Regions from separate parts of the Homo sapiens genome. Here region 2 is linked to region 1. Evidence: chromatin loops called from intact Hi-C (ENCODE). Cell type or tissue: GM12878. All regions are shown on one strand. Each heading gives the region's core, and the rest is flanking DNA. Links, peaks and the distances in the headings are about the cores only.

Evidence for each region. Hi-C counts contacts between places; a loop is a spot of excess contacts. Peaks named below come from ENCODE experiments on the same cell type or tissue, not always from the same donor. Only the 100,000 strongest peaks of a DNase experiment are listed, where the experiment ranks them.
Region 2: it touches region 1 in a loop (10-fold over the local background); 71 of 110 quality-filtered maps call a loop at or near these places.

What each region holds. Positions count from the first base shown.
Region 1 is chr1:210,398,958-210,401,883 of GRCh38, reverse strand. It overlaps HHAT (hedgehog acyltransferase), which reads right to left. Exons shown (of 12, transcript NM_018194.6): 5 at 1,222-1,416. Among named protein-coding and RNA genes, the nearest start is that of HHAT, 72 kb to the right of the region's middle. In GM12878, for the core only: a CTCF peak has its summit at 1,099; DNase peaks (open chromatin) are centred at 1,163, 1,723 and 2,240; H3K27ac peaks cover 834 bases.
Region 2 is chr1:210,142,325-210,145,250 of GRCh38, reverse strand. The region is part of intron 6 of SYT14 (synaptotagmin 14); the gene reads right to left. Among named protein-coding and RNA genes, the nearest start is that of SERTAD4, 89 kb to the left of the region's middle. In GM12878, for the core only: a CTCF peak has its summit at 1,595 (motif pointing left); a DNase peak (open chromatin) is centred at 1,562.

The DNA.
Region 1 (2,926 bases), core at 117-2,616:
TGCTAGCCACTGCCCAGGAGATGATCAGAGAACACACAACAGAAATCAGAAAATGTAGTACAAGAAGAATTTGCTGATAGGTGCAATCGCCTCAGCAAGGCACAGGAAACTCAACTCAGAAGGCAGTCTGTCTGTCATCCACCAATTCTCTGGGTCAAGTCTGATGTGCACTCATAAAGTAAAAATGCACTGTTATTGTGACTGAGAAAAAAAATAAAGCTAAAAGGTAAGTGCCTATAAAATAAGATTTTACTAATGCAAACAAAAGCCCTAAAGAAGTGAGGTTTGAGCCCAGTGTCCTCCTCTATTAGCACCAACAATGGATAGGTGGTTGAGTCTGTCAAAATGCCTCTGGGTTTACAGAAATGAAAGCTTGGTCTGTGCCCTTCGGGGCTAAACACTTTGTTTTCACTACCTAAATTGAAAGAGCTTCCACTGGGTCACATGAGTAGATAATAAATATGTTCCTGGCCGGGCACAATGGCTTATACCTGTAATCCCAGCACTTTGGGGAGGCCAAGGTGGGCAGATCACATGAAGCCAGGAGTTTGAGGCCAGCCCGGCCAACATGGTGAAACCCCATCTCTACTAAAAATACAAAAATTAACTGGGTATGGTGGCAGGTACCTATATCCCACCCACTCGGTTGACTGAGGCACGAGAATCGCTTGAACCCAGGAGGCGGAGGTTGCAGTGAACCAAGATCGCACCACTGCACTTCAGCCCTGGGTGACAGAGCAAGACTCCGTCTCTACAAATGAATAAATAAATCTGTTCCATCAACTAGGAAGAAGAAAAAGACCTGACTTACCACCACAGGGCCATTGTGGCCATCAGATGAGTTGAGTGATGTGTGCATTCCCTATAAATTGTAGGGCACTCTCCAGATGTTTTTTAGTAAATCATCTGTTTGTTTCTTCTCTCTTTGTTCCTGACCCTCTGGCCCTGTGACATCTGGCACCCCACATGCCCACCTAAACTGGGAGAGATGGTACAGGGCCAGCCCTGGGCAATCTCACAGGGCTAAAACACAGCCAGGAATGATAGGATTGCAGAATGCACCACTAGGGTTCACTTGTAGCAACCCTGTACGGCCACTATGGGGAGCCCCATCACAGTTCTACAATCATCTCTTGTCTGAAAACCAAGGTGTCTACTGGGATCAAGGCAAAGCCAAAGGGGCCTTCTCTGGATTCCCAATGGTAACAGGAAAACACTTACCTTAACTTCTTCCACACCCTGCAGCCTCAGTGTGGAGAGGAGGAGGAGAGAACAGAGCCACGTCAGGAGCTGAGACCGGAACTGGGCCACGCAGAAAGAGATGGTGGTATGGAGCAAAACCATAGCCACACCAGGGGTCCCCAGCACACACCAGCAGGCCCACATCCCATAGAGCATGAGAATCCAGGGTCTGTGCTGCAAATGGTGGGGCCCATCCAGAGAGAGACAGGGAGGAAGAGGGGAGGGAGGAAAATAAACAGAAGTGAGCTCATGGAAGTGATATTGAAGGTTCTACATGTAAGAGGATCACGTTTAATTACCCAATAAAGAAACTCTTATCACTGCCCTGGGAATTTTGGTACAACACAGACAAACAAGATTCAGAGGGACTTTCCACATTAACCCCCAGAGTCCCATCAGCTCCACCCAGAAGCAAGTAACCACTCTCCTGCCTTCAACCAAAGCCACCCAGACCCCTGGGTCACACAACAATAAGATATTGGATTGACTTTTCAACAGACACAATGGAAGCCAGAAGACAGCTGGAAAAATGCCAACTGGACCACATCCCACATACAGCATCCTTCAGAAGTGAAGGTGAGAGAAAGTATTAGTACACATTTCTAGGAAGACCTATTAAGAAAACTGGGCCATCCAAACCACAAAAGACTTTCCAAAGTCTAAGCCAGAGATTTTAAATATGTAGGGTTTTTTTGCATTTTTGATTTTTTGCATATTGATTAGTCAAATTTATGTCATAGAAAAATTGCATCTTACCTGCTTTATGAGCTATTGAGGACTTTGCATAGTCTACCTGATTGATACATTTATTCCCATTTTAGGAGAATCACAGATTTTTATCTAATCATCAACTAATTTATAGTTATCACATTGAATAAGTAGATGAATTAACATGTCTTTGCTTTATGATATAACCTTGGTCAGACCTGATGGGGAAATCCTTAAAAACCACAATGTTTTAACTTTGAGACGCAAGGTATCATTGTGGTTTAATGATTCAAGCTTTGAAGTCTAACTGCCTAAATTCAAATGCTGGTGTCTCATAACTACCTGTGTGACCTGAGGCAAATGACTCCATCTCTGTGGATTCATTTCTTCATATATAAAACTGGGATATCCCAGCACTTTGGGAGGCCGAGGCAGGTGCATCACCTGAGGTCAGGAGTTCAAGACCAGCCTGACCAACATGGCAAAACCCCATCTCTACTAAAAATACAAAAATTAGCCAGGTATGGTAGGTGACTGTAATCCCAACTACCCGGGAGGCTGAGGCAGGAGAATCCCTGGAACTCGGGAGGCAGAGGTTGCTGTGAGCCGAGATCGCACCATTGCACTCCAGCCTGGGCAACAGAGCAAGACTCCATCTCAAAAACAAAACAAAACTGGAATAATAACAATATCTCCTTCATGGGGTGGATACACAGGAAGGACTCTACAAATACAGTTGTTATTCCCATAGGGAAATGTGATGTCTCACGGGCATGCATTTTAAAATGTGGATCCCAGGAACCACCGAATTGAAAAGTGATAAGTGCCTGAACTTAGGTCGTCTTGTGGAAACAAAGACTTTTTTCAGGGCAAGACAGGTGTGGAGTGTAAATTGCAAATCCCGTGCTTTGATGCTAACTCTTTCAAAATATTGCCTACCTACCATTCTTTCCCAAACCTATACTCTAGCTCAAGA
Region 2 (2,926 bases), core at 251-2,750, 260 kb after region 1:
TTTACTTGAGATAATACTTGCTTTGTGCACATTTTATATCCTGAGCAAAAAATTGCAATTTTTTACCCTGTAGCAAAACATAGACTTAAAAATGTTTTATTATAATCAATCTTACTGATCTAGACACGTTATAGTTGTAGTAATCATGTAAGATTTTTCTAACCTACAGACCTTTAGCGCATACTAAGAACTACACATTGTGCTTCAAAATTAATGTAGCTGACTTCCTTGATTTCTTACTAGTCTATCACATTTCTGAAAATTTCAAAAAGCTTCTTTCTCTGAGATATCTGAGTCACTGCTGACACATATTGGGTTGCTAAAGACTCCGTATCCCAGAAATGCTCTCACATTTACACCTGGGGGAAGTGTGAGCTTTTTAAATTGGTCACTCAGCATATAGAGTGTTAGAATCAGTTATTCCTACACAAGTTGATATATCCAATTATGTTATATGTTCCCTTTAATGAATTTGTTTTAAATGAGATGATTTGAATCTGTTTTTAATATAAATGTTTTTATTATTAGAAAACTAAATAGAAATAAATTAAATTATTAATATAACAGCCCCAAATGATTTCTAAGTGTCTTCCATGTTTTGGATTATAATTATCCATAGACTATTGGTTTTCCAACAGTGGTTAGTGAAATCTATTGAATTTCATTTTAAAAATATAATTTTAACTATTTAAAAATTAAAATAAGAACAATACGAGTATATAAATGAGTAATATAATAGAGGCAATATAGTGTACTCGTAAGGAAAGGAAACTTTGCAGTCAGATTTACGGGGGTCTGTTACAGGACCGTGACTTTAGTAAGGTATTTAGCATCTCCATACTTCAGTTATCTAAAAAAGGTGAAATAACTATGTCTACTTCCTTAATAGTTATATCACTTGTTAATATATTAGGGAACACATTGTATTGCAAATAAATTTAATGTATTATTATTTGTATCTTGGACTAAAGATTTACCTGTCATTTCTGTTTAATTGAGAATATTTGAAGTTTAAAGAGCAAGCTGTCAAAGTTATCATTTGTAACTCCTTATCTATATGAATCAGAGTTTTCTCTAAAATGTATAATTAAAACAAAAGAAATACATTGCACTGGATTTCAGAGCTGCAGCAAGATGAAAACGTATTAGCAGCAATTGCATAACTGTAGGTGCCTGTGCTTTGGAGTAAGACAGTTGAGTTTATGAATAAGCTCTAACTTTTTGCCATCTGCGTGACCTTGGACATGTTTTAAAAGTTCCTTGAGACTCAATTTCCTCATCTATAAAAATAATATAGTAACAGTACCCTCTAGAAAATTTTATTCTCAATTTTTTGTTCATCAAAACAACCCTATCATTTTCAGTATTAACAGATGTTACAAGTAAATATTATAAAATAAGATTTGTTAGTAAAATATCACTTTTCTCTGCCTTACTTTTTTGAGTTATAAATAATATTTCATTTGAAATAAAGGGTCTGAATGCTTGAAAAGCTTGAAAAGCCATGAACTACACTATCTTTATATCTTATTTCTGAATGGTCATTCAAATGACCACATTTTATACATTGTAAGACTGTGCTGCCCCCTGCCGACCCAGTTTCTCCAAAATATTTTGAGTCTTCACTTAAGTCAAAACTTACAGTATTACACTTAAGTAACTCTCTAGTAGTCTGGTGGACAGTAATAATATAGATGGTAAAATATTGAATATAGCGCTAAATAATATATGACATTTTTCAAGATATTAAAATATAAACAAACGGGAGCAAATGAATATAATATACTCCCAACTGTGTAATATTTAACAAATTTAGATATCCAATTCCAAGTAACTATTGTAATTGCTATTGTTTACAGTGCTGCTGACACATGGTGAAAAATTAGCAAAATATAGACATTTCTGGCTAAGATTAAATATTCAGTAATTATTTCCCTGATTCTTTCACCGAATTAATAGCAACTTGATCTTTATTTCCCTACATTAGAATGGCACTTGTTTTTTGGCTAGCTGCAATGTTTTAAAATTACACTTCTAATGCATTACCTTTTCCAACTTTTGGGCATCTTCTCTTTTTTAATCTCACATGACCAACCAGATATACACTGGTGATTTTTCCTCCGGATAGTATCTCAAAATAGGCTCTTCCTTACTACTAAAACTCCTCTAATAGAGTGTTATTATCTAATAGTGCAAAAAGTACTTGACAAATCAAAAGAGCTAGGAGTAGTTCTACCTGTTGCTAGCCCTAAGCCTGGGAAGTAATTGATCTACTGAAAGTCTCATTTTTCTCCGTTATAAAACAGAGATTCATGTTCATGTCCTCTCAAGTGATAAGATTACGTGAGCTAACACATAAGTGTTTTAAAAATAGATCACTATATTTCCATAATGCAATTTCATCTTAGTTATCTTTTCCCCATTCTGATGCTTCTTCTACACTATTATCTGTGTAGTCTGCCGTGAATGCAAACAGTGGGAAATGGGGGAGGAAGGGGTGCAGAGAGCAGGCACAGGAGAGGTCTCCTATGCTCAATCAGGTCATCCTCCATGTCAGCTCAATCTGTTACTTACTTTTAAATCTTTGAACTTTTGGCCTTGTATCTTTTTTCTGGTAACGTTCTTAGTTTTCCTTAACTGAATGGCCATTTTGGATCAGCTCATCACACTACAGTTCACCAATCTCCATGCCAGCATATGGACATCAGACACTGGTAAACTAGACTTCCATACACCTGGCTTTGGTGGGGACACACCTCTACTCAAACACCCTTACAGGCAGAATGGTGAAGTAAGGACCTCTGAAAGTCTGCTCCTCTATAAAAGCAACATGAACACTGGCAAACATTGTCAAAAAAAACTTTTTCAGAACTCTGAACTAACTAAAGGCCTGCAACACTCCAAGGAGTGTTTATTCAAGAAAAAT